Linked DNA regions of Homo sapiens: region 1 is linked to region 2. Evidence: chromatin loops called from intact Hi-C (ENCODE). Cell type or tissue: endothelial cell of umbilical vein. All regions are shown on one strand. Links, peaks and the distances in the headings refer to the core of each region. The heading gives the core; the rest is flanking DNA. Region 1 overlaps LOC105377384 (a long non-coding RNA gene). Region 2 has its middle 120 kb from the start of MIR1973.

The links. A loop is a pair of places that touch in the nucleus more often than their neighbours do. Peaks named below come from ENCODE experiments on the same cell type or tissue, not always from the same donor. Only the 100,000 strongest peaks of a DNase experiment are listed, where the experiment ranks them.
Region 1: it touches region 2 in a loop (7-fold over the local background); 7 of 110 quality-filtered maps call a loop at or near these places.

Annotation. Positions count from the first base shown.
Region 1 is chr4:116,351,028-116,366,722 of GRCh38, reverse strand. LOC105377384 (a long non-coding RNA gene) reads right to left here. Exons shown (of 3, transcript XR_939097.3): 2 at 13,668-13,746; 3 at 11,543-12,843. Among named protein-coding and RNA genes, the nearest start is that of MIR1973, 59 kb to the right of the region's middle. In endothelial cell of umbilical vein, for the core only: a CTCF peak has its summit at 7,941 (motif pointing left); DNase peaks (open chromatin) are centred at 7,952 and 8,752; H3K27ac peaks cover 358 bases.
Region 2 is chr4:116,172,714-116,188,408 of GRCh38, reverse strand. No RefSeq gene overlaps it. Among named protein-coding and RNA genes, the nearest start is that of MIR1973, 120 kb to the left of the region's middle. In endothelial cell of umbilical vein, for the core only: a CTCF peak has its summit at 8,156 (motif pointing left); no DNase peak of the experiment used is centred there.

The sequences.
Region 1 (15,695 bases), core at 3,116-11,115, 180 kb before region 2:
GACTATTGAGATATTCAGTAAAATAGAGTTTCTTTTAAAGTCAGATTTACAGTAATATAAATACAAATTACTAAGTTCATTAAAAGTAATCACTGGTATAGTTTTATAAGGAAGTTGAAAAGCTAACAACATTTCAAAATTAAGCATTTCTAGTTATTAGTTCAGTTGCTTCAAGAAGCACATGGCAAATAAAGGTCAATATTTTCACTAATGAACAGCCTTCAAAAGCTAGAGAGTAATAATTTTTAAAATATATTCTTAGGATGTTCTGCTCTACAAGCAAATTTATGATGAAATAAACATAAAAACAATAAAGTAAAATATTCAAAAATAAACTTTGGTCTAATACATTTTCTTGGTTTTGAGACTCTGAAATTTTTCTGTGTGAAGAAATCACAGGACAAAAAAACCTTTTTCTGGGGGTATAGTGCAGAATAATCACTTAGTAATGTTCTTTTAAGTTGAGATTTATTTATTCCTTTGTGCAGTAAGGATACACGAGTAAGGGCAAAGCCTCAAAATTGGGACCAAGAAAATAGAGATAAAGGAGAGAGCACTGCTCTCAGGAAACGAAGGCACAGGCCATCCTAGGATCCTAAGACTGGACCAGTACCCCTGGGACTAAGAAGGGAGGGCAGTATCATCTTGGCACTCAGGTATCCAGACACTCCAAGCTCCATACAAGCTAGGGCAGTAAGACTAATTTAACAACCCACCTCTTGGTGACTTTTTGGACCTTGAATGTTGTCTGCCTTCATGAGGGTGAATTCAGGACCGAGAAAGTGAGAGCCTATGCTGAAGCAGGTTTGAGGGCAGTACAGAAGCAAGGATTCACACAAACCAAACACATTTTCTCTTTTCCACTATTAAAACCCCTTGGTTTCAGAGTAGATTGCTTTACTTTAAATTTATTGTAATGTATCTTTTCATTGAGACAATAGAACACATGCCATCTTAGCATTTTTCTTTCCTTAGAAACAAATGCTATACTAAAAAATAGTTTTGTTCAAAATCAGCAATGCTTATAGCTTTAATTTTAGGATTCTTTACATTTACATCTTAAGCGTAATAACACATCTATATGTATCACAGTTTTCAGCTTTAAAGAAATATTTTGTATCTATGGATAGAACCTCAAAAATGTCCTAAGAGACTTACAATTTTATTTTCCTACTTGACAGAAGAATACCAGCATCATGACTAATCAATTAAGATATAGTACACTTCCATTCACCTTAATGTCATGGTCAAGACATATATATAATATGCTTTGTTGGTATGAAAAAGATAAACAATTGTCTTCTATAGATAAGGAAAGTGAGGAACTAGAGCTTAAGGCTTTTACCCAAAGTACACTTCCGGTAAATGTCAGAATTGTCATTAGACTCTGCTGTGTTTACTGCTACACTACCCAAAGTCTCTATTCTAAGTCTCAGTTTCTTTTCCTGTAAAATGAGGAAAAATAGTACCTACGTAATAAAGTTTAGTGAAAGTTAAATAATAAGTAGTGTATTTGGAAAAGTATTTCATAAACGTCAACTACCATTAATATTAGTGTTAATAATATGCTATGTTTTCACTAATACTAAAGAGATTACCCTTAAAACAAAAGTACAATGGTTGGAAAAAACACATTAGGCAATCAATGGTACGTTTGCATGAGGGCTTATCAAACGCATGGGATAACTTTTTTATGAATAAGCATAAATAATTTGTTTTTTCACATATATCATTTAATTGAAGAGATAATGCTCATTGGTTAAACAACAACTCTACCAGCACATTGTTCATGATCATATCAAAGGTTTTTGCAAATGCTCCAATGATATTTAGAAAAATAATTAAGACTGGAAGAAAAACACATACTGTTTCATATATTTGACTAATATTAAACTAATCTTTTTTTTCCTTTATTTTTAACAGCTTCATTTAGGCATAATTGATATACAGAGAGCTGCATATACTTAAAGTGTACAGGGCATAAAGTTTCAGTTATGTTATTTCTAGAAATGAACTTTACAACGTAGAGCCTATAGTTAACAATATGATACTTTGCACTTATTAAATTTATTAAGAGGGCAGATTTTATGTTAAGTGTTCTTTTCACAGAAAATTTTAAACTAATCTTATGTAATAGTCTATATAATTGCATATGTCTGAAGGTTACTTTTGAGGTGATCAGCTCTGAATACACTGATGCTACTTTTGAGAAACTAAAGTCTATCCTGCAACACATTTTCAGTAATGTTTCCAAACAAGACAAACAAACTAGGACCTGATCATTACATGTCCTCATCATTACGAGAAGATATTATTATATGATAAGGATAGAAATATTGATATGTTGATATAAATAGTATATCTATTATTTCTAAAACCACTTTTGAAATTAATTGTAATTAATATTTATGTGCTTTTAAAACTACTTTTGAAAGTAAATGAATATCTTTTAGGATGAAGAACGAGGTCACATCCTTTGCAGGAATATGGATGGAGCTGGAGGCCATTATCCATTGCAAACTAATGCAGAAACAGAACACTTAAGACCGAATGTCCTCACTTGTAAGTGGAAGCTAAATGAGAACACATGGATGACAGAATGGAACAACACACACTAGGGCCTGTCTGAGGGTGGAAGGTGGGAGGAGGAAAAGGATTAGGAAAAATAACTAATGGGTACTAGGCTCAATAACTGGGTGATACAATAATCTGTACCACAAATTTCCATGAGACAAGTTTACCTATGTAACAAACCTGCACATACACCCTGGAACTTAAAGTTAAAATAATAAAAATAGTTTAAAATATTGGAGAAAAAAAAGCATGAAAACTTGTTCATAATGTTGTTAAGCTTCCTTTGATTGCCGTTACCAATGATATATAAGATACAGCTATATTATTGCTGGACTGAGTCTGCTCTATGCTTATCTCTATGGATACCTTAAATTCTCTTGGTTAAGATAAGGCCAGGCTGGGCACGGTGGCTCACGCCTATAATCCCAGCACTTTGGAGGGCCAAGACAGGTGAATAGCTTGAGCCCAGGAATTCGAGACCAGACTGGGCAACATGTTGAAACCCTATCTCTACAAAAAAACACACAAAAAAATTTATCTGGGCTTGGTTGTGCATGCCTGGAGTCACGGCTACTCAGAAGGCTGAGGCAGATGGATGGATTGAGCCTGGGAGATCGAGGCTGCAATGAGCAGTGATCATGCCACTGTACTGCACAGAAGCCTGGGTGACAGCAAGATCCTGTAAAAAATAAAAATAAAAAATAATAAGGCTAAATATAAAGTAATAAAGTTGCTGGGGTATTCTGGACCAGCTGGATTAGGGATGTGTACATTGATGACTTACACCTGGTGCAACTGAGCCTGGTTTGGCTACCTGACCAGTGGGACCTAAAACACCTTGATAGGAACTTTTGCCCATGTTCCCCTGAACTCAAGATACTTTGCAGAGGATTTGCAACCACAAAATTAATACATTCTAGACCACTAAGAAAGAAGCGGAAGGAGCAGCCACTGGATGTCTTTTGGGTCCTCATGCTTGCCTGCACTTTCTTTCTCCTGCTCTTTGGTATTAATTACATTAAGGCCTTACAGGAGTGCAAACTGTGAGTCCTTTTAAGTCCCTTTAATTATTCAAACTTGTGAAATTGTTGCAATTTAGTTCTCCAATTATCTGCTACCTCGAAACCAAAGGGGATACATATCTTTTGCAGAGGAAAGAAAATTGAGGTTGTGAGTGGTTATAGGAAGGTTTAAAAAGCAAGGGTTGTGTCAGCCTTTGGAATCCTACCAAATTCATTGCACTCCCCAGCCTTCCATTTAGAGTCTTATTTTATTTTCTTGCCCTACTTTTCTATTGCCTACTGGAACTATAATTTATCCAAGATAATTCACTTAGGGAAGACATTCCTCTTTGATGCCTGGTTATTCATGGCTTATTTTGTCTTAATCTACTTTTTTTCTTTTTCTAATGAAATTTTCCAGCCCATTACCTAGCTGATTGCTGTGGAAGGTAAACTGCTATAGCCTCTATGGTAAATAATTTGGCATTTTCTTAAAATGTTAAACTTATTGCTATTCTGAGATTCAGCAGTTTGACTGCTATGTGTTTACTTAGGAGATTTTTAAAAACCTACATTCATAAAAGACCTGTATATATTCATAACAATCTTACCTATATTAACCTCAAATTGGAAGCAATCCAAATGTTCATGAACAGGGTTACAGATAAACAAATTGTAATGTACTTACACAATGAGATGCTTCTCAACAATTAAAATGTGCTGGTAAATGCAATAGGTAAATGAGTGAGAGAAGTCAGCCACCCAAGATTACATATTATGTTATTCCATTTACCAAGTTCTTGATTAGTTATAATTAATCTATGGTGAGAGATACAGTGAAAAAAACACCCAGATTAGAATATAGGGAAATCTGCCTGGAAATAAACACTGGGTGTCACTCCAAGTGTCAGGCTCCAGCCCAAGCTGAGGACTGAGGGAAGTGGGTGGACAAGTGACAGGCAGCTGAAAGAACACTCAAGCAATCATAGGGAGTTTTGACATGGCTTTATTCTCTCTCTGGGCACAAGCAAGCCAGCCATATGTACAGCATCAGTAGGGTAGCTGTACCTTTTACAGACAATAGTGACTCTGAGCCAAGCATGAGCTCATGTGAGTGGTTACCTAATGCACCTCAGATGGTATGGTTACATAATGTGCCTCATGTGGCATGGTTACATAAAGAGCAGAGTCGTGTGCCTGTGTTCCGAACCCGCTGAGACATGCTGCACTGGAAGGCTGCCTTGGCAGACTCCTGACTAAAGCACAGCCATTTCCCTTATACTCCACCACCTCAGCTGAGGGCATCCTCCAGGCAGGGACATGTGCCCATAAGGCAGAGCCCCGAATTCATAACCCACAACAACAACACAGAGAGCAACAGCTCACTACTAGGATCCCAGCTATGCTACTTGTGACTATTAGGGCCCAGCAAGAGCCAGAGCCTAGAGATGCCCACCATCTCTGCAGGGGGTAATCTTGCAGATTAAGGCTTTTGACCACCTTAATCTCCTGTGAGACCCTTTGCAGGGCTGCTGTTATGTTCTGCCCATTGTCAGGAATAAAGGTGCAACATTGTGTTCCTAAAAGGGCACAGGTGCCTCCTTGGGCAGCAGTTACTATGTGTAAGGCCATTCAGTTTTGTAACACCATTTTTCTCATCTGATCAACCTCATCCATTAACAGCAAGAGGGCTACTTAGGTGTAATTCAGAGCCCAAGCGGTGTGCTCTGCAAGAGAGGTAACTTGTGCTTCTACAGTTAGGACACCGGCTCCAGGGATAGTCATTTCTAAGGGGTAGAACCACCAGGGGGCTCATCACACTTGCAAAAACCAAGAGCGTACCACCTCCCAGTTATGTGAGTGTCTGGGCAATGTGGGGAGAACAGTGGCACGTACATAAGACCACCCCCATGTACAACAGCCAGTCCAGTTCACTGGTAAGACCACCCTGTGTACCCACAGACTCATAAACTCCCAGGGGGCACAAAGTCCATCAGAGCCTGACCGTGGTGGGGCTGCTTGCTATACCATACCTTCAGTGTGGTGACATGTGTTATGTTTGCACAGGTCGTAAGGGGCATCCATCCCACAGTGGCGGTACCCTAATGCTGTTCTATGCACCATGTTGCTTGGGTCAGGGGTACTACATGTTCCCCCACTAGCCAGTCCCACCCATCATAAACACTATGGGCCAGCCAGGAGGTGGGTGTACCATGGGTCTTGCAGTGTCCTTTGTCCAAGGCTAGCCATGTTGCGTTCCAGGCATCGGTCATGGGACCCCAAATCTCCAGCCATGTTCAGTTCTCTGCAGACCCTGAATGTATGTGCTGAGGCAAGCCATCTGCAGCTGCTGCTGGAAGGGCAATGCAGATCCAACTGTTGGAAACATTGGTTACCTCAGTGTAGTCGAGGGCCCAGCCCACAATGCAATCGGAGCATGTTAACCAATGGTCAAAATGACAGAGCAGGCACAGGTACTAACAGAGGTAAATCACATCCCTCAGGCAAAATACAGGCTAACCTTTCATCCTGGATAAGAATGCAGCCACCAAAGGTTTCTGCACTGGGCGATGGTAGCACATTTTCTCGGCTCCCCATGATTACTTTGGGTCCTGTATATATGCCAAAGTCACAGGAAAGCTCATAATAGGACATGCAGACAGTACATATGTCCCCTGGAGAAGGGTTCCCCCCCGACTGTTCCCCTATGAACAGTCAACTGTGAGGGACATGTATTGAACACCCAAGGAGTTTCATGCAAGTCATACTGTAGGCCCTCTACCCAGGGAGCTTTGATGGCCAGCTACCAGGAGTGGGGGGCTTTGGTCCATGTGGTCCATGGTCACAGCCAAGTTTTCTGTTCTCTTGCCTACCATTCATCTCCACACCTGGTTGTGGGAGGTCATCCTTCCTCCCATAAGTTTTGCCACATAGCTTGGCCCCACATGGACCAGTGACCAAGTGGCCACTTCTGTATTTTCCAGGTAGGTAACCACAAGGTTAAGCCTCAAGAGACCACCCAGCTATTGGTACAGATTGTCATAGGTGTCACCTCCTTAGTGATCACCATCCACACTGATCTAACTTCAGCCCATTGGCTACTTTGCCCATACTCAGTTTCAAACCGTATGGTGTCAATATTAGGTTGGACTGCAACAGTTTTCCAGGAAGCAGTAGTATCTTGGCTAGACCCATCTGTGTACCATGACCCACTGGCAATAGGGGGGCTCCCTTCCTTAAATGGTGCTGGCTTGGGGTCTAGGGGTGCCTCAGGCCCCATGGCCTTATCTTGCATTAGGACTACAGGTCCCAAGACCTCTTGCAGCTCTGCTTCTAAGGGACTCATACTCAGAGTACTCCGCTGCTCAAAGTACGTGTCCCACTTTGCTAAGGTGGATGTCTGCGCTGTCCCAGTCCAAGGGGTCATTGCCCATGAATGCACCCATCCCACTATAGAGTATGTTGTCCGCATGACAACTGTAGCCTATCTTGTCATGCTCTCATGAGGCTGAAGGGCGGCATATACAGCTGCTGTTTCTCTGTCAAGAAATACCGGAGCTCAGCTGCTTTCCAAAGTTGGGACCAAAAATCTACTGGCATTCTAAAGGGCTCCGTGCACTGCGAGGGGCCCCAGCCAAAACCATCTGTGGTCACATGCACATGCAGCTCAAATGGGTGCCCCTGGTCAACTTCCTGTAGGGCTTGTGCCTGCTGAATAGCCCAGCTGGCTGCTAGGAAGGAGGTCCCAGCCGCACCATTCCAATCCCAGGAAAGAGGAGCATTGCCATTTCTAAATCTGCAAAATAATCAGAAGTTAACATAATATCACCCATGACATATAGAGACCATGACATATAGTGAGGCTATGCATATAGCCCTGCGGCAACACTGTGAAAGTCCATTGTCATCGTTCCATGAAGGAAAGCTATTTCTGGCTCTCTAGAGCAATGTCAATTGAGAAGAATGCATTGGCCACTATGTGGCCACTATTGTTCCACTATAGTGGTACTGTTCCAATTTCATCATAAAGTGGTCCATCAAGTCCGTGATAAATGGGTCAGCTGCCAAGCCATGTAGAATGTCCACCCATAGAATGTATCTGTGCTAGTGTCTACCAGTGCCAGCACTTGCCGTATGTTGGTGGGGGACAAGTGGATTGCTAATTTCACATGTGGCCTCCAGTCGTCCGGTGTTTTTCTAAGCTGGTCACCTTGGCCAGTTCCTTAATCAAATAGAAAAAGCTCTACACCCGCGCCCAGCTGCAGCAAATAATCTTTGAACTGGAACTCCCGGGAGGGACCTGGTCATGCAGCATTACCCTTCTCCTGAATGACTTGCACCAAGTCTGTATACGACTGCCATCTACTGACAGTTTTGAGTATTTCACCGGCATCGTTCACAGTTCCTGTGGTTGCCCATAGCCTCTCAGTCAGGGTGTGGTCACCTTGCCCTTGTTCCAGCCAGCTACTTACTTGCAGCCACTGACGAAAGAAGGGATGAGTTGTGATAGAGGCCAGCTTTTCCATCTCAGAGGTGGAACAGCATATACAATCTGCCCCCTCGTTTCACAGACAAAGCATCCAGGTGGGCAGGGGTTTCCTGGACGCTGGTAACACTGTTTCTTTAATTCCCACACCTCCCCGCGGGACCCCTTAGGGACTAAGCAGGCAATTCCTGCAGCACAGTCACAAATGCCCAACCAACTGCTGGCAAAGGCTGGCTCCTTCTCGATGCTCTGTGCTTCCAGCTGCTTCAGTGCCTTCTCCATGCTTGTGGGGGACCCACCTACCACCACCCAGGTTTCCACCAGAGCCCATCCAAGCAGCACAGATGCTTGTAAGCACAGCCTATCCAAGTACCACAATCCATGTTGTGGCCACATGGCTGACCTGGAATCAACAGGGGCCAAAGGCTCACTCACTTTGGCATCCTGTCGACTATGTCAAGTGTCACACCAAGTGTCAGATTCCAACCCAAGCTGAGGACCGAAGGGAGTGGGTAGACAAGTGGCAGACAGCTGAAAGAACACTTGAGGAATTGTAAGAAGTTTCAACATGGCTTTGTTCTCTCTCTGGGAGCAAGCAAGCCATCCGTATGTACAGCATCAGCAGGGTAGTTATACCTTTTACAGACAATAGTGGCTCCGAGCCAAGTGCGAGGTCATGTGAGTGGTTACATAATGCGCCTCACATGGAGTGGTTACATAATGTGCAGAGTTGTGCACCTGTGCTCCAAACCTGCTGAGTCATGCCACATCAGAAGCCTGCCTTGGCCTACTCCTGACTAAAGTGCAGCCATTTCCCTTACACTGGGGAACTTTAGTGATGAAATGTTCTCCATCATTCTTTGCTTTATTTTTTTCTTTTGTAAGTTTCACATTTCCATGGAATTAGCAAAATTCATCAAATAGAACACTTAGAACTGTGTGTTTTCTTTTTTGTATACTTTGAGTTTCCATTTTAGCATTTTATTTTTTATCGTATATAAATTGCACCTGAACTTTTAAAAAAATAATAAGAATGAAATAAAGCAAGCAGAGAACCAAAAGTAAGGGGTTATAGTAACCTATTTTACTTCCCACCACAACAAAAATTAAAGGAAATTAAAAGGATTTTTTTCAGTGTTACTAGATGTGGTTTGACCTATATTTGAGTGCTCTAGATTACTGAGGTTAGGAATATTTGTACTACAATTATGTAAAAAAGTGTGTATGGAGGAGACAGAATAGCCAACCAACATTTGGATGGCATCATGTTTTAATATCTTTGTTTAATATGATTCAAAGCATCATACATAATTGCAAACAATATTCCTTTTAAGGATGAAACTATCTGCAGATATATCTGTTTTAAGCAATTAGTGCACAAACCAATGTCAATTGAGAAATTTGAAATTAGGTCAACTATTTTTGTTGCTTGATTCCAAGCAACCAATTTTACTTAATTTTACATAAATTTGTTTGCTATTTGTCACACTCTACAAACATTTGCTTTTAATTCTATTATCTAGAAGAAAAAAACTAAGAATGGGAAATATTTTTAAAAAATGAAGGCTTGCTATGATTCTACAGAAAACTCCTCTCAAATTATAGATTCTTTTTGTAAAAGAAAGTCTCAAACACAGAGTAATAATAATATAGAACTATATTTCCTATAATTCACAACTAGTTGACTTGTGCTAAGTTGTATTCTTTTCACCTTCTCTAGTATTAAAGAATTCACTTCAGGATTAATTGTCTCCTCATTCCTTCTAAGAAGTTATGTTCTGAATAAAAGTGACTGCCTGGGCAGGCTGAAAGGTGGATTTTAGAAAGCTGACTCAAGGATTCTGGGAATATTTATGAAAATATGTATTCTAACATAGGAGTTAAAAGCATTCAGAGTCTCAAAAACGTTGGTTTCTATGAAAATAATATTTTTGGTAATTTTTACAGTGATATTTCATATCCACATTACTCATTCACTGCCTGTAGAAAGATCTGAGGGTATTGCTCTTTGCAATTTATCAACAGCCCAATGTTTCTGAAGACTTACAAATAATTTATTTTTCTTTACCAATTGGTAAAGCTATAGGTGAGGAAGAATAGTCAAAAGGTATTTAGGAAAAGCACTCCCATTATATACTTAAGAGATGAAACCAATCTACTCTGAGCCAAAGAAAGCAAAAAATAAATAAATAAAAGAAACACAGAAATGTTAAGCATTTCTGCAATGACTTAACATTTTTTTAAAGTCTGAGCTTTTTCATACCCTCACATCTCAAACAGAAGAATGATTTCTTCTCATAATTACTTAATAATTGAATTCTAATAGTGGTATAATATTATCCAGAACATAAGGATTAATTGTCATATAAAAGATAGCTCGCTTCACTAAATGGGCTATGTAACTAACCCAAGGTCACTCCTTATCAACATCCTTACACACATACACACATACACACACAAACACACACACTTTCACATATTCATGAACACTCTTACACACACTCATACACACGAATGTAAACACACAAGTCTCAGGAATTTCTCAAGATACTGGCCATCACTTTTTATCAGTTTATATTATTTGTAGCATACTTAATAAAAACTTAAATGTATTAGATACATTTAATAATTATTAAATAAGTGCAGGTAAAATATCTCATAATATTTTTCAATATAAAATTTGTATTAGAAACTGCATCTGGTTCCTCCAAAACTAGAACTAGTGTGCTGTTTTTTGTTGTTGCTAAATGAATATAACACAATTTTGGAATTTGCACTCCTAAGTTTATAAGCACTCCAAATTCATTTAGTGAAGTGTCGCTGTTAATAAATACATATATATTTACATACACCAACACAAAATCCAGGTCAGAAAATGCAATAGATAGGGCAGAATTTTTTAAAACACTTTATTTTTTATCTTTTTGTCCTGTGGATATTAGCCAATAACAGTTTTTAATAGATGCCATAATAGATTTTGACCTCATTTGTGTTCAATAAGTACTTGTTGAATCAATTAACAACGGTAGGAGGCAAAAACTAGTTTTGTGAAAGTTTGTTTTTGAAAGCAATATTCAGAAGTATTTTTGTGGAAGAGAAAAATATTTCACTATTCTTTTCAGCTATAAAGATCAAGCACCAGGCCGGGTGCAGTGGCTCACGCCTGTAATCCTAGCACTTTGGGAGGCCAAGGTGGGCGGATCACGAGGTCAGGAGATTGAGATCATCCTAGGTAACACGGTGAAACCCCATTTCTACTAAAAATACAAAAAATTAGCCAGACATGGTGGCGGGCCCCTGTAGTCCCAGCTACTCGGGAGGCTGAGGCAGGAGAATGGCATGAACCCGTAAGGCGGAGCTTGCAGTTAGCCGAGATCGCGCCACTGCACTCCAGCCTGGGCAACAGAGCGAGACTCCATCTCAAAATAAATAAATAAATAAACAATCAAGCACCAATTAACCACAAGCCAAGGGGTTGAAGGGAAAAAAAATGTGGTTTCTGTAACAGAGGTGGGTATAAGTATAATAAAAATGTATAAAGAGTGATTTACAATTATAACAGACCAGAGAACTTTACATCTTCATCTTAGCAAATCTCAGATTTTAATATAATTATTGATTGGCTTTTCTAATATTATTACTATTTCAGCTTGCAAGATCAATGTACACAGGATAATTATATTCAAAACACAGAACAATGCTAGAGATCACATAGTTTTAAACATCTTCAATTGTATGATATTAATCTGTAGTCTTAGGATTTCTGTCTAGACCTTTCAAGAAGACAATGAACATTTTACCCTCCTTGTACTATGGAAATTTTCAGTATTTGTTTCTAATAAAATGTTTACTAACTCAAAAAATGTCATTAGGCAGACAGAAATCCCATTTTTTTCTACATGTAACAAATATTTGAAAATCAGCAACAAAAATGTAGTTATTAATACTAATCTGAATACTAGATCATATGCCATATGTTTTCACAATAACATAAAATTGCAATTAAATATTTGATTAAAATTTAATAAAAGACACAATTATTGGCTCACTTTGCTAAATCTAAAAAAAAGAGGTTGAATAGATGCAGTTGACTTACTGTCTAAACAAAATTCTCTCAAAATTCTTGCAACATGTTTTCGAGTTAACTACAGAGAAATAGCAATAATTCATCTTGAGGAAGCAATTGACATTTAACTAACATCCTTTACATGCAAATTAAAACTTATCTGAGCAAGCTAATTGGCAGTGTTTCTAGAGTGCTTTTGTTGATTTAACTAACAACTGTAATTGAGTATTTCATGAGTTTTAGCTGTATAGAGTAACAACAAAAAGCTTTATACTGTAACCATGTTATATAATAGATACCTAGAATAATATTTTTGAATAGGCATATACTGCTCTTATCCAAATTCACAAATGATTTCACGTTATACCAAGACTGTTCATCATCTTGAACTCATATAAAGACATTAAGGCTGGAAAAACATACAAAGGTTAATTTAAAAATAACTTTACTTCTATGTGAACACTGAAGCAGTCGCTAAATGTATTTTATATTCAGAGTCTATGGAAAAGCTAATACGTTTTTGGTCAGTACTTATACAGCCAAGCTATTTAATCTATAAACACAAGACACTAGTATCTCAAAGAACGGCAACGTAGAGCTAAGACATTTTAGCCTAGAGACAGCTATTGAGACCAAAAACTTCAGCACCTATCTCCATGGGTCATTTCCATTAGAGTGGAGTTTAAATCTCCTAACCTCTCATACAGCATCAGCATCTGCAAAATAAAAGCTCCATTTTAATAATAAAGATGATGAAAAGGAGAGAAAATAAATTATTTGATGATTACATCCATAATTGAGAATTATTTGTTTTCTAAAAATGAAAATTGCCAAGAGAGCATAAACTTTCTTGAACATCTTAAAATTTTTGCTAAGTATTATGCATTTATTTTTCATTTTTTTAAACTGGGAATTTAAAACTGATCTTAACATAGTTACAATTGTTTGATATTTTTCTAAGTCTATTGTTTACGTATTATTAGAATGTCATTTTTCTGGTTGATGGCTCTTGCTTTCCTGCTAGTAAAAATGTAATTTAAAAGACTTATTCCTATTAAATTGGTACATTGATAACTTGAGTGAATTTAACTTAAATATGTAGCAGTTTTTAAACATAACCTGTTAGAATTTCAATAAGAACAAAGCATTTAAGTCAGAAACTATAAGAAATTTTTTATTTCAAAAATGGGAATCAAATGGAAATAATGTAATTCTACTGGATTTATGTTAATTATCACCTGATACTGTATAGAACATTTAATTTTTCCCACTGGAGAAGTGAAAATAAGTTGCTAATTCCCTATACACTGAATACTGATATAAAATTACATATACCAAACTGAAAATGTGTTAATCTTCAGAAATTTAGTAAGATAAGAAAAAAACACTTTAACCCAAAACTGAAAATAACAATTCATGAAAGAAATGCTTGGGCTTTTATTTATTGTAGTGGTACAAATACATATTGAAGTCATTCTCATCCCCTCAAATCTACCTAAAATAAAATATCTTTCCCACAAGATTAGATATAAACTCTTACCTTTGCGATGGAATTTTTTGTTTCAACTTGGCTAGGCTATGATGCCCAGATGTTTGGTCAAATACCAGTTTAGATGTTGCTGTGAAGGAATTTTTTAGATGTGATTAACATTTAAGTCAGTAAAGTTTGAGTAAAGCAGATTACTCTCCATAATGTGGGTGGGTCTCATCTTCATCCTTAAACTGAGGGTATTGGGGGAGAAAGCCTTCAGTCCCCTATGAAAGAAGAAATTCTGCCTCCAGATTGCCTTTGAACTCACAACACATCAATTCTCTCCTATGTCTCCATCGTTCTAACCTGGTCTGCAGATTTTATATTTGCCACCCCACATAGTCACAGGAACCAATTATTTAAAATAAGTCTCTCTCTCTCTGTACACCACCCCCTCCCCCCCCGCCCACACACACCCCTATTGGTTGTTTCCCCAGAGAACTCTAACACAGATTTCTTTAACTGTCTCATGTATTGGAAACCATTAAATAAGCATGATTTTTCTTGTGCTTTTCCTTGACTTGAAAAGCAGCAAATTCACCATTTGCTGCTCTGATAATCAACTTATAGATCGAATAATAATTGAGGCAGAGTATATCAATAAGGTAATAATTGTTAAGTTTCAATAGAACCCTGGTGATAAAATCTATATTACAACAACATGAAAAGTAAGTGATGAAATAGCAAATATAGACAAACCAATTATTAAGTCTGGCCATGATGAAGAAGAAAGACAGAGAGTAACATGGGTCAAGATAGATTAACTTTTTAAGTCTCCATTTGAAAATAATGTGAAATATATAGTGGAATGCTAACAATAGACACAATATCTGTATACTTTTTATCTAGATTTCTGAATCTTTTAGTTTCTCTTCACTTATAAATGCTTCCATTTATTTTCTTAAACAAAAGGGCATTCCCCTAAATAACTACTATGCAATTATCAAATTCAGTGAAGTTACTGCTGATAGAGAAAACTATTAACATATATAGTTCATATGCAAATTTTATGAATTATCCCAATAATGCCTTTTATTTCACTTTTTCTCCCAATCTGGAGTATAATTGATAAGCATGCATTGCATTTAGTTATGATGGAAAGCAATTTGAGTTTGTGCTCATGCTTACACAGTAAGAGGTGGTAATTTTAAATAAGATAAAATGGTGCAAGTAAAAATTAAAATTCCCTAAATTGCTAGGAGAATGATGATATCCAGCACGTGAGTGAAAGCCCAACGATAGAAAACAGATTTAGCAGTGGCAATACAAGTAAATTTATAGGTCTAATGGCAGAAAATTGGTGCCTGTTTTCTCAGTAAGTGGAAAGTGAGTTTATCTGCTGAGTATAGAGGAGAGTTTGTAGGGTCAGAAGTTTAAAGCGATTGGAAACTTTTGAAATAACTGTTGTGATAAATGAGAAAGGGAGGTGATGAAGGAAATGGAAGGTTGTTCTGCAATATTGAGGGCAAACATGAAGTTGAACACTTAAATTTATGGTGGCCACAATCTAAAGGTTGTACAATTTACTACGGCAATATTCAGGAGCCTCAGACTGGGAGAGAGGATGATCATTTGGAGTTTCCCAAGACTAGGGTTTATCCAGAAGAGTTAAAAAAAAAAACGGACGATAGGGAATATGGTTAAGTTTTTGATGACAGAGCTTGCGTGATAACACATGCAGCCTAGTAGGAACGCCAAAAAACAAAGAAGAAATTGATAAATAAGAGAAAAACAAAGCAAAACTAAAGTGTAAGCTGTAAAATAGATACAGGTAGATCAGATATAGAGTTTTTAAAAAAGAGAGAAACCAAGTTGTCCACTTCAGAATTGGAATTCTCAATAGGCCAAATAAGATATATAGTGGAGGTAATTAAATTAGAATAATTGGGTGCAAAAACAACATAATATTGCAGAGATGTGATGTAGGAATTCACGCTATTAGAAGTACAAATGTAACCATGAGAATGGATATAAAGGGAAATTCACTGAATATCATATTTTTCAGTCACTAAGTTGCCATGTACCATTGGAAATTCC
Region 2 (15,695 bases), core at 3,334-11,333:
CAATTTTTGTTTTGTTCAGTCTTCTTCCAGTCTTTTCCCTCTATATTTTCTTGAAATAAAATCATACTAATTATATTTCATATGTTGTTTATTATGTTTATTTTGCATTTTATTTTATTATATAGGCAATATCAGAACTGTAAAAAAAGTGTGTAGTCTTTTTTTCCTTACAAACCAAATACTCACAAAGCCAATACCCAGATCAAGAAAAAGAATATTCACAGAATTCCAGATATCCCTTTGTTTCCCTCCTTCTAGACACTAATCCCCTACAAAAGTAAACACTAGCCAAACTCACTGTGCCGTAAATTAGATTTTCCTCTTTCTGACATTTATATAAACGGAATCACAAATTTTAATTTTGTTTAGTGGTTTCATCCATTCAACATTATGTTTGTGCAGTTTAACCTGGTGGTTGAAAGCAACCATGATGCATTTGTTTTCACTGCAATTTATTCATTCTGTTTTTCACAGACCTTCAGGTTCTTTCCCCTTCTGGGTTATTATGACTAATACTGCTATTGATGGCTTATGTAGGGATTGTCATTGTATACATACATAGAAATAGAAGAGCAGAGTCTGCAGGTTGTAGTGAAATGTATCCAGTATACATTTAATAGTATTCAATTCTATCATTAAAAATAACTAGAACATATATATGAAACAAAAAAGAAACAAAACATATGACAGTTGGATGAATCTAACTATACAGACAAGTAGCTTGTGAGAAAAGTTACACATAAATTATGAAATAAATTTTAGTTGTCAACATAAAAAAGAAGGATGGAAGGACTAAGAAGTCATCGGGATATTCATTAAGTATATGAGGAACTTTGATACCCCAAATTATGCACATAAAACATTAAATATTCATGATACAGTAAATATGCAAGCCACATGAGTCATTCAGTATCACGGAGTTTTTAACCAGCCACCCATTAGTGATGCCCCATCGTCATTCGTTTGTCCTTTGCCATATAGTACCCGTAACTGTTTATCTGGCCAATTCGTAAGGCTCAGCTACAGGCATGCACCTTCCTGAGTGTCTTCAAAAGAACAAGAGTGTTATGGTTACAGGCCCCTCTATCTGCTGACTTCCTTTTTTTATACCTTAACTCTGGTTCTTGTATCCCTGCCATCAGTAGGAAAACCTGATGAAGCAGAAAGAGATAGGATATATGTACATTGCATAAAACAAGACTCAAGTAGCTTGGTCATTCTACTCTGCTTGCATGCTATCCTAAGTGTGTAACCCTACCTTCTTCTCTTTCCCCTTGATTCTTACGGTGTGTTTGCAATAAATTCGATAAACCATGAGATTAATTTATTTCAATTTTCTCAGTGAGTCTGTTCTGTGACTTTAGCAATACACTTGTATCAATTTTTCACACTTCCACAAGGATAGAATGCAATTATATAGGCATTCCAATTAAATTAGTAAGAGGATGAATTTGTGCTCTAAAAAATATTCTCTAAAATGAAAGCAATATCCAAGATGAAGAAATCTAATTTAGAAGGACTATCAAACAACACACCCACAGTTTATATTAAGAAGTTAAATATTCAGACCCAAACTCAATTTAGATTTAATAAGCCTCCCTAAAAAGGTCTTGAAATCTAAAAGAAAAAGCCCAAGTCTAAAGAAGATAACTTTGATATTGTTGGAAACTTTAACAAATGACAAATGACAGAATATAACAGAAAAAAGATAAAATATCAAATGCCCAAGTATGAGGAAATGACCCCAGAAATTATTTTCAATAGAAAGAAACTCAAAGCCAAGGCAGATAGCTTAGACATTATATAATGATGTCTCATCAAAGAATAGGGCAAAAAATTAAGATACAATAGCCCAGCTCGGGAAAACAGAATACATAAATTTGTATTTGCTTCTCCCTTCTCAGTCGCTACCCAGAGGATAACAAAGTGAGCATTATGATCTGCTGATGTTTATTTACAAATCCTAAGAAAGTGCTGGTGACCATTGAACTTTAAATTCAGGAACTAGGAACTACATCAGGTCAAAATTTCTATAAATGAATTAGAGTGTGTAACTAAAACTAGGAAAAAGTAATGAATGGATAGAGCTAATTAGAAAACACTCTATTCAGAGCCACTCTTCTACAGGCTGCAGGCAGTAAACGTTGGTGGCAACTGCACCATGCCATCTCCACTAGTGCACAGAGTGCAGAGCTGTGGGTGCATGGCTGCCTCCACTTAGATTTCAAAAAATGTCCCAGACAGCCTCAGGGCCCAGGCAGAGAGCTGCCACAGGGGCAGGGCCACTTTAGAGAACTCCCACTAGGGAAATGTCTAGTGGAGGTTTGGGAGCAGGTCTACCCTCAAGACCCTCACCTGTGTTAAATTCCAGCCAAGGAGAGCCATAGACTTCGTGTCACCACTGTGCCTGGGACCACTGGAACCACACGTGGGACAGTTGAATATTGGTGTGCCAGAAAGCAGGGAGCAGAGATTTGTGGTGGTACAGGAAAGGGAGGAGAGTGTGGAGGCCAGTAGGGGCCTCAGGTCTCTCTTGATATTTTTCTGTCCCCCAGGCCTTGGAATTCTAGACCTATGATAGAAGTGACAGACCTGATGCTCTCCAAAATGAGTTTGAGGTCATTCCTCCATTGTCTTGATGAATAGCACCTGTCTTCATCCATAGGAAGGACTGCTTGTCCATGCCCTTGGTGTAATCTTGTAAACAGCCTTTCTCATTCTTTGCAACATGGGGAGACTGTGGTTTTTCCAAATCTTTCAATTCTGCTTCCTTTTTATCAATTTCATGTTTACATTTTTTTCTCTCGTCTGGTATTTTATTATAAGTAGTCAAGCGAAGCCAAGCTGCTCCTTCAACATTTTGCTTAGAAATTCTTTTGTCAAATATCCCATTTCACCTCTCACAAGTTTCACCTTCCACAAAACACTAGGACACGAGCACAATTCAGCCTAGTTCTTTGCCACTTTATAACAAGGATTACCTTTCCTCCAGTTTTCAATAACTTGCTCCTTACTTTTTATCTGAGCTTCATCAGAATGGAAATACTGTCCATATTTCTATCAACATTCTATTCACGCTATCTTAGAAAACATCTAAGAAGACTGAGGCTTTCTCTCTAACTTTTCTCTTCTTCTGAGCCCTCACCAGAATTACTCCTAATGCTCCCCCATTTATGGCAATGTGGGCTTTTTCCTAGCATGTACTTCCAAAGTCTATCCATTACCCAGTTTCAAAGTCCCTTCCATATTTTTAGGTATTTGTTCCAGCATCAGCCTCACTTCTGGTAGCAATTTCTTTCTTAGATTATTCAGGCTGCTTTAACAAAATACCTTGGATTGGATAATTTACAAACTACAGAGATTAATTGTTCACACTTCTGGAGGCTGGAAAGGCAAAGGTCAAGGTGCCAGCAGATTCAATGTCTGGTGAAGGCTCACTCTCTTCCTCACAGATGGTACCTTCTTGCTGTATCTTCACATGGTAGAAGGGGCAAACAAGTTCCCTTGGGTGGGCCTCTTTTATAAGGCACTTATCCCACCTACCTCATGACCTGATCACCTCCCAAAGGCCTCACCTCTTAACACTATTCCACTGAGGATTAGATATCAAATATGAATTTTGGGAGAACCAAAACATTCAGAGCACAGCAAATAGTGTATCAAATTAGTATTCCCAAAAACTGAATCAAATATTACATAAAAGAGGTAGCAGTGAAATAGGTACTTTAATAAAATATGGTTATACATTTAAAATATATAACCCTAATATCCTTTCCATAATATATAAATAATTTTAATCACTCTAATTTCTAATTTCACAATGCATGCAATCTCAAGAGCTAATTCCTTTAAAAATCAGGTGAATTATTTTAGATTAATGCATAACTAAAGCTTAGATCCACATATCTGTTGGCAAATAAATAAAACATCTTAAGAGATTTTAATATGTCAATCACCAGGCTTTACAGTACTGCATATCTACTTTCAAGTAGCATTTAAGCTACAATTTTTTTTCTGGTTTTGGTTAATATTTGTCATCTACATTTCTCTAACTTTTACAATACATATTTTAAAAAGTTAAGCAGAGTGAAAAATAATGTCAATAATAATAATTATAGTGTCTAGTACTTTTCATAACTTGGCTATAAAAGCATTTTCATATGCATCATCTCATTGGATTATCACCAAAAATGAATATTATTATCATAGATATACAAAGAAGTGAGGCAAATATAATTTTATGATTACATGAAAGTAATAAAGCCATTAAATTACAGAGCTGGAATTTTCTTCAAGATATTTTAACTTCAGTTGAAAAGCTATTTTCCACAGTTCACCTACTTCATAGGGAAAAATGAGAAGAATCCCACTCATAGTAATATTTGTCACTGTAATGATATAAAATTTGTTACAGAATCAAAAGTTGTTAGAACTTTTATATTATTTATACTTTCTGAAATATTTTCATTCATATGCCCTGTGAACTTGTTCCTTCTAAGTTACAATAGTTTATAATCCTTTTCAAAATCACTTTTTATTTATAGAATTCCGTTTCTTCAAGTACATTATCTTTTCAGAACTAAATCATGTAACATATTATAATAACTAATCCATACAGTAAATTATTAATGTTATTATTTTTGTTAATTTATACTTATGCTTCATTCCTTGTAGGCTTTCTTCCTTCATTTTTTGATTGTATGTAGTGAAAAATTTCTGCTTATTGTCCCAATAATTTAATTCTCCTTCCTTCCTTCCTTCCTGATTTCCTTCCTTCCTTCCTTCCTGCCTTCCTTCTTTCCTTCCTTCCTTCCTTCCTTCCTTCCCTCCTTCCTTTTATAACTTATTTCTCTAACAGATGCATACCTGACTGGTATTTTTTTCATTCTCTATTCCTTATAAATCATTCTCCAGTTTCTTACTTACTAAAATTCTAAAGCCCTCACTTCATCTTATAACTTGGGTAACTACTTGTTAAAACTTTCCCTAGACTGACATTCAGAATCTGCAAAACTCTGAATGAGCCTTTACTATTTAATCTTATCTGCATGCCATAATACTTCTGCTTAAGTCTTAAGGCACCATATGTTCACTTAACCCTACATGTGTTATGCTTAAGCTCCACAGCAGGTGTTTATACATTACTGTCCTCTTAACTAAGCACATCACATCCATATTTCGGATAAAGTTGGTGAAACTTTCAATAATGGTCCCAGCCATCTTTTATTTTGCCTACTCTCAACCCCTGAAACAATTATTTTGAAACGTAAATCACCTAATCCCTTCATGGTTACCTAGCTTCTGTGTGTGGATTTTATATAATTCAGAATTGCATTAGGACAATAGTAATATGTCTTATGAGTCTTGTTTACCTGAGATGTGTCGTTTAATTTAAAAAGAGATCATCCGCATCAGTCAACTAGGATTTGTTTTAAAAATAAGTATGCCTAGCTTTTTCCTACTTTCAATCTACTGATTTAGAGTTTTTGGGTTATCTTGACTAGAAATCTACATTTTTAACGTGTGTACTCAGGTGATTTTTACATACATTGAGTTGTGAGGACTACTGGTATTATGGAGAATGATGTTGGAATTAACAGCTGTGAAGACTTTACTTCTCTGTAAGCTTGAGTGTTTTCTGCTGTGTAAAACATATATAATAGCTATTGCACTGGTTGGGTGTGATAAATGTGTGTAGGCTAACATAAAGCTCCTGCACATAACAAGTTCTCAAAAGGTATTTTTTGTTGTTGCTGTTTTTGAGATGGAGTCTCACTCTGTTGCCAGGCTGGAGTGCAGTGGCGCAATCTCGGCTCACTGCAACCTCCATCTGCTGGGTTCAAGTGATTCTCATGCCTCAGCCTCCCGAGTAGCTGGGATTACAGGCATGCGCCACCACACCTAGCTAATTTTTGTATTTTTAGTATAGATGGGGTTTCACCATGTTGGGCAGGATGGTCTCGTTCTCCTGACCTTGTGATCTGCCCACCTCGGCCTCCCAAAGTGCTGGGATTACAGGCTTGAGCCACCGTGCCCAGTCGGCATTTGGTCGTTTGTGTATTTAACCAGAATACTGCCAAAATTCATCCACTACTTATATAAACTTTTCATACAAAAAGATCAACAATTTTATTTGAAAAGTCTTGATGTAAATACATAATTTTTATTACATTTATATCCAAGTGTTATAGATTGTTCTATGCCCTGCAAAATGATACATTGAAGTCAGGACTCACAGTAGCCCAGAACATGACCTTGATTAAAAATTGTGTCATTATAGGTATAGCTAGTTAAGATGAAGTCATACTGAGCTAGGTTAGACCTTTAAATTAGTATATCTGATGTCCTTATAAGAGAGGAGAAAGTCCAGTGAAAAGCCAGATACAAGAGAGATATGAGGGCACACAGGGAGAAAATAGTTATATAACAACTGTGGCAGAGGTTGGAGCATTGCTGCCATAGCCAAGGAATGCCTGGGGCTCGCAGAAGCTGGATAGGCTAAAAAGAATCTTCCTTTACAGGTTTCTGAGGGAAAATGGCTCTGCCAAAAACTTGGTTCTTCTAGAATCAAGACTTTTAACCTCTAGAACTATAGAGAACTAATCTCTGTAGTTTTAGTCCACCCAGTTTATAGTACTTTGTTATGGAAGCCCAAGGAAAATAATACACTAGGAATAGGGAGATAGGTTTTATTCAAGTGATTTTTTCATTCTTTCTTATATTTTGTATTTAATTTTTTAAAATTTGTGTCAATATATTACTTAACATTTTAAATTTTAATTTTTATTACTGTACATTATTTTCATAATAATCATTCTAATTTTATACTTCAAAATTTTATCAATGAGGTATATTTGGACCATATCTTAGAACATATTATCATTCATCTATGACACAACAGAATATGAAGTCAAGAGAAAATTTGGTGTTACAATTGAAAAAAAATTTGTCATTTTCCAGTTTGAAATTCAATAGAAAAATCATGTTTCTGTTATAAAAGATTCTCCAATTTACTCTTCTAAAAACTTTATTTTCCCCTTTTAAGCTGTGTCCTGCAATTTGCCTTTGAATCATCATAAAGCACATAATGTAATATTGTTTTGTTCTTTGTCACTTTAAAAAAATGTGTTCGTGTTAAATGAGTTTTATTGGCAGTGATAGATGGGAGGATTTTGATCAGTAAAACATCACTGAGAAAGCAAAATTTTCTGAACCATATTTTATTTTTTGTAGAAAACATTACTCTAAACACTGGCCTAATTCAATATATGTTGAATGAAAACATGTAACAATTAATTAACAGATTAATTAACTGATTGGTTAACATGTGAAGGGGAATAGGAAGGGAAATGCGTCAAGGACAAGGTTGGTTTAGGAGTTTAGAACGATAGGAAGGAGGATGCATATTGTGAAAGCCGTGAGGAGACCATTTTAATTATAGAGACTATATTGAGGGTAAGAATGATTACACAAATTCAAGTATTAAGAGAAAGTTAGCATCTGGACATGAATAAAAAATGATTTAAAACTATAAGCAGCATGTTTAATTTATTAAGCCTTACTGGCTGCAAATGTTATATTGCATTTCTATTGGCCTTACAAAAACAATTGTAAGATAATGCCTCCAAATTAGTTACAATTTCCAGAATAACATAGCCAACTGAAAAAATAAGCAAACGAAGGAAGTAATATAACCCCTGCAATACTGCACAGTGAAATAGAAAAGGTGAACTGTCTGCCAGAGTCAAATGGGGAGCTAAAATAACAGAGGAATGTTCTACAGAAAAGTCACAGGATTTGGTAAAAGATTGCTTAAGGACTGTTTTAAGCCATGGGCTATCTGTCTCCAGAATCCTGGTAACAGAAAATACTTGACTATAGAATGTAAACAGTCTACTGTTTGGAGTGTGAGAAGAGCAAATGACTGTAACTCTTCGGGAGGAGGAAGACAGGAAAAGCAAGCAATAATATCTATTCATATTCCTAGGCAGTCTTGCTGTTTCTGAAATACTGAGAAAAATGTAGAAGGGGTACAATATGTTCATAAAATATATCTTTATTAATTATACCACCACAAAAGAGAAAGTAGTGATGCATCTTTTACCCCAATCATGAAAAAACAAAACAAAAAACAAGAATATCTGTTGCAAGGGCACCATCTGCTGGAAGATCAGTAAACAAACATAAACCAGCTCAGAGGACAGTGATCTGTTCACAAAATTATAATGCCAATGTCCTCCATCTAATCGAAACTGCAGGCTATTAAAATATATATGTAAATGTTTAATGATCCTCTGAGGAAGAAATAATAACAAGACAGCTCATTGCATAATGAGAAAGTATAATAAAATCTATGAAGTAATGAGATTGAGTCTCTTGTTAGATACTTTAGTTGCAATTTGCTTTCCGAAGAATGATATTTTTACACAAAATAAACATACATACTAATACAACTGACTATAATATTGTATCTAATTGTATCTCAACAAATATGTTTGACAGTCTATACAAACTTTGGTAATTAAATTTCTATTTTGTGGTACAAAATGGGCTGTATACTCTTTCATAACAGATTTTACACATATTTTCTTTGATTATATACATACATATAGAGATAGAGAGAAAAGTAATTTTAAAAAAATGTAATCAGACACAGGATTATATTTCTAGATTTTCATAATTTTATCTCATAAGGTTTTGCAAGCTCTCATTTTTCATTCCTTTCACAGCCTTGCTGACACCCATACATCTAAATTTTGTTTCCTCCTTATATCCAGAATTGAACTATTCAAGGATAATTTTTCCCATAATATTGGCTTTCTAGTGTTTAGATATGCTTCTCCCACCTGTAGTTAAAATAATGGTTCCACTTCCTGTTTTCAACCCTCTGAAATCTTCACTTTTTATTTCCAGATCTGGGTAGTCTTTCCTCCCATGCAAGCCCCTATGTGTCCCTCCTATCACACTCTCTTTCATCTACCACACACTTTACATTCTGACCTATAAAAAAGGAAGGAAATCATTCGTCAGAATTTCCCTTGAGTATAGAAATATTGTATTTATTTATTTGTTTAATTTATTTGTTTTTGAGACAGGATTTTGCTCTTCTTGCCCAGGCTGTGCAATCCAGGTTGTGCAGTGGCATGATCACAGCTCATTGCAGCCTCAGCACAGCTCATTGCAGCCTCGGCCTCATGGGATCAAACGATCCTCCACTACAGCCTCCCAAGTGGCTGGGACCAAATGCATGTGCCACATGCTTAGATATGGTTTTTTTTCTTTCTTTCTTTCTTTTCTTTTTTTTTTTAAGAGACAAAGTCTCCCTATGTTGCACAGGCTACTTTTGAACTGCTGAGCTCAAGGAATCCTCCTGCCTCAGCTTCCTAAATTGCTGGGATTACAGGTGTGAGCCAGCACACCTAGCCATTTTGTGTTTAGAACAAATATTCAATAAGTTCAGTATTTTGGAGGTGAAGACACAGAGAATACGCACCACTAAACATTATTAAAAATGTGCTTTCTAAAACATGTGGACACTGTTGTTTATATGATTATTTGGTTTTGCTGACCAACAATATGAGCCTTTGGATATGCATTATAAGAAACAAGAGCAGAGTTAAACTTATTTTTAAAAAGTATTTCTTTTTAGAGATAGGATCTCACTCTGTTGCCCAGGCTGGAGTGCGGTGGCATAATCACAGCTCACTGCAGCTTCAAACTGCCTGGGCTCAAGCAGTCCTCCCACCTCAGCCTCCCAAGTGGCTGTGACTACAGGCATGTGCCACAATGCCCAGTTGAGTTCAACTTATTTTTAAAGTACAGCAGAGCAAAGCCTGTCTTAGACGCTGTATGACCATGAAGGGATTTTGGAAAAGATAAATAACTACTACTAATTTTGGAATTTATCTGCTGTAGAGAGGGCTATATTAAAACAAACAAACAAACAAACAAAAAACACCTCCTTTCTCTTTGCTATGTAATCTATCTTTCTTTCTTTCTTTTTTTTTTTTTTTTTGAGACGGAGTCCGCTCTGTTGCCCAGGCTTGAGTGCAGTGGCGTGATTTCAGCTCACTGCAAGCTCCACCTCCCAGGTTACGCCATTCTCCTGCCTCAGCCTCCTGAGTAGCTGGGACTACAGGCGCCTGCCACCTCGCCTGGCTAATTATTTTTTGTATTTTTAGTAGCGACGGGGTTTCACTGTGTTAGCCAGGATGATCTCAATCTCCTGACCTCGTGAACTGCCCACCTCGGCGTCCCAAAGTGCTGGGATTACAGTCGTTTGCTATGTAATCTTATGATGAAAAATCTAAATTGCTTAGTAAACATGTTATATGATGATATTATATGGAAGACTCAAAAAAGTGCTATTTCTGCACCAAGGTTAGTATAGGTCATAAAGACAGAAAATAATATGCTCTAATAGGCCTTGTCCTGATTGCTAAAGAGCAAACACTTGGCGAGTTCACAATATAAAGTGAGAGTCTCAAAGACACATTCCCTAACCTACGTCAAATGGTTTAATTTTATTTAATCCTCTTTTCTGAATACAGCCTTTTCTGAAGTTAATGAATTGGTTTTACTTCATGAAAATAGAATTGTGTAACCAACACAATGTTGAAAATGTAAAAATCTACTTATCATCCACACACACATACAAAAACACACATTTTATGCTTAATTATTAATTTTCATTACTTTAAAAAATGTTCAGTTTTTGTTCCACTAAAGACTGACATGCCTCACCCATTGGTAGAATTCAATCATTCATTCATTTAAAAAAATATTGAGCATTGCCAGCTCAGTAGACACTGAGTTGACTTGATTATACTGGATAAGCATTAATACATACACAAGTTCTAAAATATTTGCTGATAAATATAATTAATGCCAGAAAGGAAAACAATAAAAGATTCTCTGAGAGTAGGAAGTCACACAAAACTTATGGATGGGATGAGTAGGTTCTTCCTAAACTTCATCTTAAAGAAGAGAAACTTGAAGGGAGGCTAAAAGATTGATGTGGAAGATCATTTTCAAAAAAAGCTGCAATGACGCCTCTAATCCGTTTGTATACATCTTTTTGTGCTGTGACTTTGCCACTACTTCCCCTATTGATGAGTGGGGTTGATTTCCGCATCTTCCAAGTCTGGATTGGCATATGACTTGCTTTTGCCAGTGGGGCAATAACAAAAATGGCCACAAGCAGAGATTTGAAAAGTGCTTACAGGAGAAGTGCCAGACGCTAATAAAACCATTTCATGAAAACTCACTCACTATCATGAGAACAGCATGTGGAAAACCACTCCCAGGATCCAGTCACCTCCCTCCCTTGACATGTGGAGATTACAATTCGAAATGAGATTTGGATGGGGTCACAGAGCCAAACTGTGTCACCCAGATATGTAAGTGAGTTAGTGGGAGATCATTCAGGCCCAGCTAAGACAATGCAAAACAAAACAACCTCTTAGCCCTTCCACAGAATCACAGAAACATTAGAAACAATAATTTGTAGTTTTGTACTACTGTGTTTGGGGCCATTTATTTAATAGTAACAGCTAACTGAAAAAATTGTGCAGAAGCAAGAAAAACAGCACTAAATATTCTGAGCTGAAGGACTAGCATGCAGCAACTCTAAAGTCTAACTGGGGGTTTTCAATAATATAAAAAGTGCTGCATATAGCAATGGGGAAAGGATTCCCTATTTGATAAATGGTGCTCGGAGAATTGGCTAGCCATATGCAGGAAATTGAAATTGGATCTCTGCCTTACACTTCATATAAAAATTAGGTCAAGATCAATTAAAGACTTAAATGTAAAACCCAAAACTATAAAAACCCTCGAAGAAAATCTAGGCAATACCATTCAGGACATAGGCACAGGCAAAGATTTCATGACGAAACAAGGACCAATAAGGTTTGAGAGTTAAACAGAATTCTAGGTAATATTACTCCCAACTAGCCATTTATAAAAAAGGTTAAGCTTATAGAAACTGGAATGAGAAATTTTTGCAATCTTAAATTGGGATGTGATAAGATTTGTCAGTTTTGCAGAATCAATTGACATGGAGAGGTCAAGATTAAAATGAAGGACAAAGGATGCTCTTGTTTCAATATAGGTGAAGCATAATTGCAGTTTGAAGGATGATAGCAGTGGCATGAGTGCATATACACTTTAAACCTCTTTCTTTCCCTTTGCTGAAGATATGAATATTTTTAAATAATCTTCAAAGTTGAAGAACATAACTAATCTGTTGTCACTGAAATACTATGGTATTTTCTATTGAACTAATGGTGTTAAATTTTAGAATGATAGCATTCTGCCTTATTCCAGTAGTTACAGAGTTGTTTGCAAGTAACCTGACAGTTTTCAATTATTTTACTTTAATGTACCTATTTGTCAAAACTCTCCCCTATAATAGATCTGGTTCCCTCTGCACAAGGTGTGAAATGGTCTGGAGATCAGAATGTACAACCAAGTAAAAAGCCTGCTGACAAAAGAGCATAGTGCTGGGGAATGAGATAAACTTTTTGAGATCTCTGCACTCTTAGTCTCACAGAAAAAGAGTGAACCTACTCATACACCCAATACATTGCTGCTACAATCAGCATTTGAGAAATCTATTGCACAAAAGCCATCTATAATCAAGGAACTCATACAGACCCAAGGCCCCCTGAAAGGATCTGGAATAAAAGCCAAGCAATAATACACAACATACATTACAGTCACACCATGAAAAGGAAAAAACATAGTCCTACTGAAATGAGAGTAAAATCAAAAATAAGAAGTGACAGCTTCTCCAGATGAGAAGGAATCAGCACAAGAACTATATCAGCACTCACACACGCATACAAAACAGTGTTTTGACATCCTACAGGATCACACTAGCTCCTTAGCAATGGATCCTAACCAAAGTGAAAATTCTGAAATGACAGATAAATAATTCAAAATACAGATTATAAGGAAGTTCAACGAGATCCAAGAGAAAGTTGAAAACAAACACACACACAAAACAAAACAAAAAAACCTCATAATATGAATACAATATTTACTAAATAAATAGATTTTTTTTAAAAAACAACAACTTCTGGGAAAGAAAAATTCATTGAGTAAATTAACAAAAAATAGTTGCAAACTTTAACGATACCAAGGAGAAGAAAGAATATCAGAGCTTGAAGACCGATCCTTTGAATTAACCCAGTCAGATTACATATATATATGTGTATATATATGAATTAAGAAATGAACACAAACTTCAAGAAGTATAGAATTGTGTAAAGTGACCAAACCTAAAAGTTATAATCACTTCTAATGGAGAAAAAGAAAAATTAAAAAACTTTGAAAATGTATTTGATGGAACAATTCAGGAAGATATCCCAGGTCTAGATAGAGAATTAGACAGAGAGAGAAAAGCAGCACAGAGAATGCCTGACAGATACTCTGAAGAGAAAACTCAGCAAGGCATATAGTCAGACTATCCAAAGTAAACATAAAGGAAAAAAATCTTTAAGCAGCAAAAGAGAACCATCTAATTACTTATAAAGGAAGTCTCCTCAGACTAAAAGTGGACTTCTCAGCAGAAACCTTACAAACCATTAGAAAATGAGGGCCTATTTTCAGTCTACTTAAAGGAAAAAATAAATGCCATCTGAGAATTTTATATCTTGCCAAACTAAGCCTAATAAATAAAGGAGGAATAAAGTATCTCCCAGACAAGCCAAAACTAAGGGAATTCACCAACAAGAAATGATCAAAGGAGTTCTACACATGAAAATGAAAGGAAGATACTTGCCATCATAAAAGCACATGAAAGTACAAAGCTCCTATAAATAAATTACACAATTAAGACTACAAAGCAACAGGTAACAATTAACATTATGACAGAAACAAAACTTCACATATCAATATTAACCTGGAAGATAAATAGTCTAAGTAGTGCACTTAAATGATATAAATTGCCAAATTGGATTTACAACACAAGATCCAACCATTTGTGGCCTACAAGAAACTTTACTAATCAGTAAAGATTCTTAAGATAAAGAGGTAGAAAAAGATATACCACACACATTATTTTAAAAAAGCAGGATTAGCTATACATATATCAGATTAATCATACTTTAAATCATCAGTGAAAAAAGACAAAGAAGGTCGCTGGAAAATAATAAAGGATTCAATTCAAGAAGATACAATAACCATAAGTATATATGTAGCCAACACTAGCACACAAAGATTCATAAAATAATACTACTAGACCTAATAAAAGAGACAGAAAACGGTAAAATAATATTGGGGAACTTCAACACCCCACTGACAGCACTAGAAAGATCATCATCACTGAACATCAACAAAGAAACCTTGGAATTAAATTGGACTCTAAGACAAATGCACCTAAGAGGCATTTACATCATATAATGTATACTCTGTGATTGTTTTTCTACCCAACAATCATACAATATACATTTTTCTCATCTGTGCATGGAACATTCTTTGAAATAGACCATATTCTTGGAGATAAAGCATGCCTCATTATATTTAAAACAATTGAAATTATACCAAGCATCTTCTTTAACCACAGTGGAATAAAATTAGAAATTAATACCCAGAGGAACTCTCAAACAAATATATGGAAATCAAACAACTTACTCTTGAATGATCTTTGGGTAAACAATAAGATTAATGCAGTAATAATTTAAAAAAAAAATGAGAATAGAGACACAACATATTAAAAAAAAAACCTCTAGGATACAAAAAAAGTGGTGTTAATAGAAAAGTTTGTAATATTAAATGCCTGTATCAGAAAGCTAGAAAAATCTATAATTAAAAACCAAATGTTGCACCACAAGGAACTGGAAAAACAAGAATAAACCAAACCATTAAAAACAAAAACTTATGATCAAAGCAATAGATGCAGAAAAAACATTTAAAAAGTCCATCATACTTTCATTATCAAAACCCTCAACAAATTAAGCATCAAGGTACATCCCTCAAAATAATAACAGCCATATAAAACAAACCCACAGCCAACATTATCCTGAATGAGGAAAAGTTGAAAGCATTTCTCATAAGAACTTGAACAAGCCAAGAATACCCACTCTCACCCTTCCTATGCAACACAGTACTGGAAGTCCTAGCCAGAGTAATCAAACAGAAGAAAGAGTTAAAAGGCATCCAAATTGGAAAAGAGGCAGTCAAACTATATTTGCTCACTGATGGTGTGATCTTATACCTAGAAAACCCTAAAGACTCTTCTGAAAGACTCTTAGACTTGATAACTTACTTAAGTAAAGTTTCAGGTTATAAAATCAATGTAAAAAAGTTAATAGCATTTCTCTATACCAATAATGTTCAAGCTGAAAACCAAATCAAGAACTCGATCCTATTTACACTAGCCACAAAAAAAAAAATACTTATGAATACATTTAACCAAGAATGTGAAAAATCTCTACAAGGATAACTATAAAACACTGATTAAAGAAATCATAGATGATACAAACAAATCATAGATGGGTACACTAGAAAAACATTCCATGCTCTTGAATTGGAAAAATCAATATTAAAATGGCAATATTACCCAAAGCAATATAGAAATTTAGCACAATTCCTTTAAAATTATTGTCATTTTTCACAGAATTAGAAATAAGAAACCTAAAATTTATATTAAAATTTTTAAAAAGCCCCTATAGCGAAAGTAATCTTAGGCA